Regions from separate parts of the Homo sapiens genome. Here region 1 is linked to region 2. A link is a loop called in an ENCODE intact Hi-C map of the cell type or tissue named here. Cell type or tissue: heart left ventricle. All regions are shown on one strand.

Region 1 (5,000 bases), 130 kb after region 2:
CAGGTGTGGTGGCGTGTGCCTGTAGTCCCAGCTACTCAGGAGGCTGAGGCAGGGGAATCGCTTGAACCTGGGAGGCAGAGGTTGCAGTGAGCCGATATCACGCCACTGTACTCCACACTCCAGCCTGAATGACACAGAGAGACTTCGTCTCAAAAAAAAAAAACAAGAAAGAAAAGAAAAAATTAGTGTAATTTTGTGTTCCTGACCCATAAAAGACTTATCAGATGAAATTCCAGATTATGGAGATATTTTCTTGAAAATATTTCAGATTTGTTTCTTAGATTATTGCATAGAAGTCAGTTCTGTCCTATAAATGTTTTTGAAAATATATATATATATTCATGTGTCATTGAGAAGAAAACATGGGCCAGGTGTGCTGGCTCATGCCTGTAATCTCAGCACTTTGTGAAGCTGAGGTGGGTGGATCACCTGAGGTCAGGAGTTCGAGACCAGCCTGACCAATATGGTGAAACCCCGTCTCCACTAAAAATACAAAAATTAGCTGGTCATGATAGTGGGCACCTGTAGTCCCACCTACTTGGGAGGCTGAGGCAGGAGAATCATTTGAACCCAGGAGGAGGAGGTTGCAATGAGCTGAGATCATGCCACTGCACTCTAGCCTGGGCGACAGAGTCAGACTCTGTCTCTAAAAAAAAAAAAAGAAGAAAACATGGGTGTTGTATGACAAAAAGGCTCCTAGCTATAATGGGAAAGGTCTCCCTCAGCTTTTATCTCTGTTACCTTTAAGAATATCTGCCAGACAATATGTACTAGTGGTTTAGCCTGGGGATGCTTTTTCTCCAGGAATCTCCACCTATCATGTCTATCTTCTGGATTAATTTATGTTGACAACTTCCGGAGAATTGAAAGAATGCCCTAAAATGACTTAAGTACTTTGTTTCAGTTTTCAAAGGTGTAAAGAAATTGGCTGGGTGACAGGGCAAGACCCTATCTCTCGCTCTGTCTCTCTCTTACACACACACACACACACATACACACACACACAAAATCCTGTATACATGGACTGAGGGAATATAACAAAGCAGACTGCTTGGGACGGGCATATGAACAAACTGTTGGTGCCATCTCTCACATGTCTTAGTGGGACCCCCCCACTTACCCCAGGGAGGCACTGCCAGCTTCTGGGTCACATGAACCCTTGGAGTTTATGTTTTATCCTAGTTTGATATACACACGCACACACACGCACGCACATATATGTGTGCGCATGTGTGTGTGTATGTTGCTGTGCCAGCAGCTGGTAGTTGATTAATACTTGTTGATTTGCAAAACAAATAAATAGCAAAGAAAATCCCGAAACTATTCACAGATCTGAGACCAAAATATATGAAGATAGGAAACTTTTTTTCCATCTCCATCTTCACCTGCATTGTGCTTTTTGGATGCCTGGCTGCCAGGTGCATGTGGGTTCAATTACTCAGACAAAGATGACTAGAACACTCCTGTCTGTGCAAGGTTCACAGTCAGCTGCAAGGCCAGGTGCACACTGCAGACACCTGTGAGACCTGTGGATGCCGAGGAGGCACCAAAGGGGAGAGGGAACAGTGGGCTCTGGCTCTGGGAGGTGAAAGAGGGAAGATAACATCCCCCCAGGTCTAGGAATTGGATGGGAGAGGATGAGTTCCTCGAGAAGGTGTATTTGGCCCCAACTTTGAAATTGGAGTGGAAGTCAATAGTCTGGGAAGGGAAGAAAGAATATTCCAGGCAGGGAATTTACATACGACCTCACAGAGGTGGGAAAGGAAAGGGGCCAGGTGTGTTTGAGGATGGACAGAATGATACCCAAGACACAAATGGCTGGGGGGTAGATGAGGCCAGAATGTTAGCCTGGGGTGGGCCCAGTACCCTATGATTCTGAGGAGTTTGGACTTCATTCTGCAGGTAATAGGAAGCTCCTCTGTTATTCTTTCATTCTTTTATTCCTTCAACAGCTGTTCATTCATTCAACCTGTGGTTGTTGGGATTCAGCAAGGCAGCTTCAAACATTAGAGGAGAGGCCTAGATGTTCTAAGGCCAGGGTGGCCCTGTGTCCACATTTGTCCTGGACAGTTCTGATGTGTACCTGTCATCCAGGGCATCACATATGATTTACAGTTTGTCATGGATTTTTTCATTGTTTTAAAAGAAATATTACCTTTTTTCCCTTTTTTATAGTCATTTTAAGGACTTTAGAAATATTACTCTTAATAGTTGCTTTAAAATAATCTAGGATGGGCTTGGTAGAGCTTCACTTAGTACTTCCATCTTTTGCCGTGGTCTTGTCTAGAAGTGTATCATGCATGTATGCAGTGCCCGGAGTTCTCCTTGAACACATGGCTAAATGTGAAAGACAACCAGTGATAACCTGTCTCTCCTTTCCAAACCCTTTCCTGACACAACTAACAGCTTTCAAGGACAGCAGGCAGGACACACACTGATCACATGAAACAGCTTGGGCTTCAGCCACTAGGTGCTATTTACTCCTTCCAGTCTCCAAGCATTTGCTGCTGCTGCTCCTCGCAGCCACAGGAGGTGCCAGTGCTGTGGTTGATGCCAGACCTGGTAAGGCACCCGAAGCACCAGGCTCGCACCAGCTGGTTCAGTAGGAAGCATGGGAAAGTACAGGTTCATTGCACACATACGATAGATTGGGAAATGGAGACTCTTACTTACTATAGAGTATATAGAATATCCTGGATGCTCTTGCCTAGAGTGTTTCTGAAATTTATTGCTCCGTGTGTATCCACAGCTCTTTATCTTATTATTTGGTAATGCTTTTTAAAAATTTTTGCTGTAAACCCTTTCAGGAGCAAATGGCTAAAAAAAAAAAAAAAAGCTCCTGTTTAGAGAAAAACTGAGTAGTGAATTTCCAGTTTTCTCAAGAACATGGATGAGGAATGTATAACTTGCTCAGAAGATTTGCCACCACTTATGTCCACAGTAGGATCTCAGGGTATCACTGGCCAAAGGAAAACTGCAAGACAAATGTCTGTGAAAAGGAATACTCTTCGTTTTCAACGTTATCTCTTTCCCCAGCCAAAACCTAATGCGACAGCTCTTGGCACGATTGCCTGTCTCCTCATCCTGCTGCATCTACCTTAGCCTTCCTGCTTCTGTGGGTTCGGCTTTGTTGTCCCTTCACGTTTTTCCCATTTGCCTTTCCACTTGGCAGACTTCAGTCTGAACACCCTCCCAATGCCGAAGGGCCTGTTCGCAGCTGGGATCTTTCGAACATCTTCATGCTTAGGCAGCATTTGCACAAGAGGCATAACCTGAAGTCCTGTCTTGTTCGTTTTGTAGCCAAGTCTTCATTCAGCTTAAGAAGTACTAGTGGCTGCTGGTTGCCTCTCACCCCAACTGACCAGCCACAGGTAAAGGACTCAGCGGTGATAACTCAGAGGTGATAACAGGGGCTCGAGGGCCTAGTTACACTTTTGCAGAGGCCATGGAAATTACAGTATGTGCCTCGATGATTCTGAATTTTCTCCCCTTTGTGGTTGCTCCAAATCATCTACGTCTACTCGAAAGTGAGGTGCTTTGACCTGAATTCAGCCCATGGTACTCCAAGCAGTATACAGTTAGGCAAAGCTGATGTCTCCCTTACTATTCACACAGCCTGTGTTGGCTTGCTTGGTGGCCACGTCACACTGTTGATTCCTAGAGAGCCTGTAGGAACCCCAAACAACAAAGGTGTCTATACAGTTACCTGCCACAGAGGTGCTGGGTAAGGACACCTGGTGAATGTCACTATCCATTTGTTAATCAGGGTAATTAACACAAAGTGCAAAACTGCTCTAACAAACAACTTCCCCAGTCTCAGTGGCCTAACCCAATAAATGGCTGTTTCTTGTTCCCTTCACCGTCCAGTGCAGTGGGAGGGCTGTTCTGGGCAGCTCTCTCTTCTCCTGTGTGGCTCTGCTGTCTTCCAACACCTCCACTTTTCTTCTACTGAATCCCCTCCTTAGAGCAAAAAGAGAACTCCAAAAGGATTGCACTGGGTGTCTTATGGCTAGGCCTGGAGGTAATGGGTGCATCACTTTCATCTACATTCCATTGACCAGGACCCAGACTCATGGCCCCAACTTAACTGCAAGAGAGGCTGGGAAATGTCGACTCCATGTGTGACCTGAGAAGAAACAAGGTTTGGGAGCATCTCCTCAGCCTCTGCCACAGTCAGGTCATGGAAAAACACAGCAAGGTGGAAGTCTGGTGACCTGAGTTCTGCCATTGTCTTTCTGGGTGGCCTTAGGCAAGTCATCATAACCGCTGTCAGCCATTTCTTCCTCCCCGTAAGGATCTTAATAATACTTGCCCTGTACTTGTGAGTTTACATTTTTATATAAAAGTATGTGCTAGTAATAGGAGTCATGGCCTGCACTATTATTTTAAGATTATAAGGATCGCAGTCATTTATTCAATGAATATTTTCTGAGTACTCATAGTAGCCAAAGCATTGGACAAACTGTAGACCCACAGACCAACTGTTCTCTGTAGCTTACATTCTGATAGTGAGACAGATGATAAATAATCTGTGAAGAAATAAGAGGGCTGTGTGATCTAAGTGACCAGGGGTGCTCAGGATAGGCTTCTCTGAAACAGTGACTCTTGAGCTGACCTAGATGATGAGGTGGAGTGAGACCCGTGTATATCAGGGAGAAGGCTGTGCCAGGCAGAGGACCAGGCTGTGCAAAGGCCCTTAGGTGGGAACCAGCTCGGAGGGCTCCTTGAACAGAAAAGTGGCATGACAGCCAAGTTGTTGCTTGAAGGAGAAAGATGAGAGATAAGGGGATATATCATGCAGTGTCTTAACCTCTCTGTGCCTCAGTTTCTTCATCTGTAAACTATAAAGTTGGGCCAATAATAATATCAACTTCATAGGGTTGCTGTAAGGGATTAAATGAAATGATACGTATATAGTGCATAGAAAAATACCTGGCACCTGATGTTCACTAAGTGTGTGAACTATAATTAAGGTGAAGATTTTATTCTAAGTGCAGTGG
Region 2 (5,000 bases):
TCTCCTGTGATTTCTCATTTCCTTTTTCATTAAAACTTGTGGAAAAATGCTTCAAGAAGCTGTGGGTGGGCCGGGCGCAGTGGCTCACTCCTGTAATCCCAGCACTTTGGGAGGCCAAGGCTGGTGGATCATGAGGTCAGGAGTTCGAGAACAGCCTGGCCAAGATGGTGAAACCCTGTCTCTACTAAAAATACAAAAATTAGCCAGGCGTGGTGGCACACACCTATAGTTCCAGCTACTTGGGAGGCTGAGGCAGGAGAATCGCTTGAACCCAGGAGGCAGAGGTTGCAGTCAGCCGAGATCATGCCATTGCACTGCATTTTCGGCGACAAGAGCGCAACTCGGTCTAAAAAAAAAAAAAAAGAAAAGAAACTATGGGTAAGCAGACAATTCTTATACTTCATAGTTGGAAAATAAATTGGTACAACCTCCCTTGAATGTCTATTTGGCCATAGCTGTCAAAATGTGAAGTGCTCATACCCTTTAACCCAGCAATTCTGCTTGTAGGAATTTACCTTCTAGATGCACTCTCACATAGGTAAAGAAGGTGTGCAGCAAAAGACCAAAAATGCCCTTAATATCCATCAATATGGGACTTTTTTAAATTAAAAGTATTATAATTCTAACAAGCAGTAAAATTTTTCCCTTTCATGTACAAAAATCATTAAATCTATAACCTATTTCTTCTTAGAAACCAATGAAAATGTACTCAAAAATGTGGCATTGAACACGTTATTAATGTCAACTAATATTGACATTACTAATATTCAAAGATTATTGTCATCAAGCATCCACAAGGCTCTACTTGCCTTTTTGTAAAAATAAAATCAAAATTATTCTCAGCTTATTTCAAAACTGTCGTGATAAAGTGATATTACACTGGTGCAGATGTGATTGCGGTTTTCCCATTGAAAGTAATGGCAAAACGGCAATCACTTTTTTTCTTTCTTTCATTTTATTTTTTTTTTTATTATACTTTAAGTTTTTAGGGTACATGTGCACAACGTGCAGGTTTGTTACATATGTATACATGTGCCATGTTGGTGTGCTGCACCCATTAACTCTTAATTTAACATTAGGTATATCTCCTAATGCTAATCCCTCCCCCTTCCCCCTACCCCACAACAGGCCCCGGTGTGTGATGTTCCCCTTCCTGTGTCCATGTATTCTCATTGTTCAATTCCCACCTATGAGTGAGAACATGCGGTGTTTGGTTTTTTGTCCTTGCGAGAGTTTGCTGAGAATGATGGTTTCCAGCTTCATCCATGTCCCTACAAAGGACATGAACTCATCATTTTTTATGGCTGCATAGTATTCCATGGTGTATATGTGCCACATTTTCTTAATCCAGTCTATCATTGTTGGACATTTGGCTTGGTTCCAAGTCTTTGCTATTGTGAGTAGTGCTGCAATAAACATACGTGTGCATGTGTCTTTATAGCAGCATGTTTTATAATCCTTTGGGTATATACCCAGTAATGGGATGGCTGGGTCAAATGGTATTTCTAGTTCTAGATCCCTGAGGAATTGCCACACTGACTTCCACAGTAGTTGAACTAGTTAACAGTCCCACCAACAGTGTAAAGGTGTTCCTATTTCTCCACATCCTCTCCAGCACCTGTTGTTTCCTGACTTTTTAATGATTGCCATTCTAACTGGTATGAGATGGTATCTCATTGTGGTTTTGATTTGCATTTCTCTGATGGCCAGTGATGATGAGCATTTTTTCATGTGTCTTTTGGCTGCATAAATGTCTTCTTTTGAGAAGTGTCTGTTCATATCCTTTGCCCACTTTTTGATGGTGTTGTTTTTTTCTTGTAAATTTGTTTGAGTTCATTGTAGATTCTGGATATTAGCCCTTTGTCAGATGAGTAGATTGCAAAATTTTTCTCAATGTGGGACTCTTAAGAAGGTTTGGTATGGCATGCCCGAAGAATGCTCTCTGTAGAGGTGGGGGCTGAAATGCTATGCCACTGTTAGAAGAATGAGGGAGATCTTTCTGTACTGACTTAGAACTTGCTCCAAGATACACTATCACATGACAAAAGCAAGGTACAGAACCTTAAGTTTTTTTTTTTAAGGCATCTATAGATATATCATATACAACTGTGTGGCAGGCAGCTTCTAAGATGGCCCCCGGTGATCTCCTACTCCTGGTGCCCATGCCCTTATTTAATCCTCTCCCCTTAAATATGGTTCAACCCAGGAATTTGCTTCTAACAAACAGAACACAGCAAATGTGATAGGATATCACTTCCGAAATTAGGTTACCAAGAAACTTTGGCTTCTAGTCTTGCTTGCCTTTTCTGGCTCTTCTCTCTTATTTACTCGATGAAGCCAACTGTCATGCTGTGAGGTGTCCTATGGAGAGGACCGTGTAACAAGAAACTGAGGGAAGCCTCAGGCCAAAAGCCAGTGAAGAAATGAGGCCCTCGGCCCAACAACGTGTGAGGAACTAAATCCTGCCAAGAACCCCTTGAGAGAGCCTGACAGCAGATCCTCCCGAGCTGAGACATGAGCTGACTGCAGCACCAGCTGACAGCTTGACTACATCCTTGGGAAAGCCCCAGCGCTGGGGGCCTAGCTAAGCTGCTGCATTCCTCACCCACAGAAAATGTGAGATAATAAATGTTTGTTGTTTTGAGCCACTAAGTTCTGGGTAATCTGCTACGTAGCAGTAGATAACTAATATAACGTGTATTTGTTTATGCATATACACAATATATTTATTTAAAAACTGGCAACTGTGCTTGCCACTAGGAAAGCCATCTTTAGCTTCTGAGGGTCAGGGGTGGGAGGAAATTTACTTTTCACTCCCCATTCTTTGGTCTATTTTAATATATTGTTTATTCAACAAACAGGTAAATAGGTCAATACTTTTTTTGTTTTTGCAAATAGAGAAAAATGATTATTTTATAAGATGGACAATTTTTTTGATATGCCATGTTTTCATAAGAGGACAAAAGCCACACTGAAATAACCAATTAAGTTATCCACATAACTGAATGTAGGCTTTGAAAAATTACATTTGATCTGTGTATTTGGCTCAGGAGAGGTGGATTGTAAATTATTTTCTTTAACCACTAGAGGGCACATTGCATTTGGTTGTCTTTCAATTTCATGTAACTGAAATGTATATTACAAGAGAATGTCAAAGAATAAGAGAAATGTGCTTTTATTTTTTCTTTTGAGACAGAGTTTTGCTCTTATTGCTCAGGCTGGAGTGCAATGGCGTGATGTTGGCTCACTGCAACCTCCGCCTCCCCCCGGCTCCCCCTGCCCTGGGTTCAAGTGATTCTCCTGCCTGCCTCAGCCTCCCAAGTAGCTGGGATTATAGGCGCCCACCACCATGCCCGGCTACTTTTTTGTGTTTTTAGTAGAGATGGGGTTTCACCATATTGGCCAGGCTGGTCTCGAACTCCAGACCTCAGGTGATCCACCCACCTAGGCCTCCCAAAGTGCTGGAATACAGGGGTAAGCCACCATGCCCAGCCGAAATGTGCATTTTAAATGTAAATATTTTAGAAAAATACTTTGATGAACTTAATGATAAACATTTAAGCATGAAGAAAAAGACAAAGTAGAGGGAAAAAATAATTCTTGAAACCTAAAAACTGGTAAATCCAGATACTGTACTTGACAATCAAATAAATGAATACAATTTTTTTTCAGTTACTAAGTGGAAAGATAGTAATTCCGAGTCTCTAGGAAGCAAAAACAGTTGCAGCAGCAGGAAGAGCTGTATCGTGAAGTGCAGGCAAAGACACTTTATGGAGTTGTGATAAGAGGAAATTCATACATAAAGAGAAGTTTTAAAATGTCTTATTTCATTTTATTTGGTGGGTAATATATTTATATCATAAAATTTTAAAGGTACAAAATAGTATACAGTGAGAGATAGAGTCGGCCTTCTCCCTACAATGCATTTGCCCTCCTTGGAAGTTACCACTGTTACTGATTTCTTATATATCCTTCAAAAAAAAAATCGATACACTTGTAAATATATGTCAGCAAATATATTGAGTTTTTTGCCCCCACAGAAATGGCAGTGTGCTACATACATGGTTGTTACTTTCTTTTTCTTTTTCTAAACTTACCAATAATTTAGAGATCCTTCTACATCTGACATAGAGACCTGTCTTATTATTGTTAGCAGTTGTCTGCTATTAAAGTTACATTATTTTATAATTTGATTGAAATGATACCCATAATTTATTTAATCAGTCTCTATAAATTGACATTTAAATTGACTCCAGTCTCTTACTTTTGTAAACACTACTGCAATGGATGCCCTTTTACATATATCATTTTGCAATGTGTATTTCTGTAGGATAAATACTGGGATTTAGTCAGAGGATATACACAATTAAAGTTGTCACAGACACTGCCGATTTGTCTTCCATAAAGGTTGTGCCAATCAAATTCCCAACCCCTTGTCTTCCCATACCTTGCCCCACATCGTTTGAACCTGATTTTTTTTTTTTTAATCTTGGCCAGTCCGCTAGGTGAAGAATGGTATGTCCTTATATTTTGCTTTGTGTTTTTCTTATTATAAGTGAGTTGAGCACCTTTTCATGTGTTTAAGAGAAGGGCTTGTCTTAATCAGGCCAAACTTTACTATAAAAAGGGGTAAAATGTTAAGGTATTATTAGCCAAGTTAAGACTAGAGGGAGAAGTACATTTTAATGAGGGAAAAAAGAACCTGGGAAAGTCCTGAACTATCCTCATAACAAGGCCCTCTGCATCACTCCTCCACCCCTCTACCTGACCGCTTTCTGGGCTGGAACCCCAGTGCCTTGGCAGAGCCCATGACAGTTCTCCCCATCAAGCTGAGATAAGGCCAAATACCACCTGGGACCAAAATGTAGCAATGTGAGGCCATCATTTCCAAAGTGCCTTTTATCTTCATAATCCTCAGCCCTGCTTTGACCTGGTGCCCCTCTCAACCTTTTCCCTGCACTTTTTTAGATCAGCTCTGTCCAAAAGGAATATAACATGAG

What was found. Peaks named below come from ENCODE experiments on the same cell type or tissue, not always from the same donor. Only the 100,000 strongest peaks of a DNase experiment are listed, where the experiment ranks them.
Region 1: it touches region 2 in a loop (3-fold over the local background); 11 of 110 quality-filtered maps call a loop at or near these places.

What each region holds. Positions count from the first base shown.
Region 1 is chr3:142,854,728-142,859,727 of GRCh38, reverse strand. All of the region lies in intron 2 of PCOLCE2 (procollagen C-endopeptidase enhancer 2), which reads left to right. Among named protein-coding and RNA genes, the nearest start is that of PCOLCE2, 32 kb to the left of the region's middle. In heart left ventricle, a CTCF peak has its summit at 2,518; a DNase peak (open chromatin) is centred at 2,533; H3K27ac peaks cover 900 bases.
Region 2 is chr3:142,985,361-142,990,360 of GRCh38, reverse strand. All of the region lies in intron 2 of PAQR9-AS1 (PAQR9 antisense RNA 1), which reads right to left. Among named protein-coding and RNA genes, the nearest start is that of U2SURP, 14 kb to the left of the region's middle. In heart left ventricle, a CTCF peak has its summit at 3,085 (motif pointing right); no DNase peak of the experiment used is centred here; H3K27ac peaks cover 1,151 bases.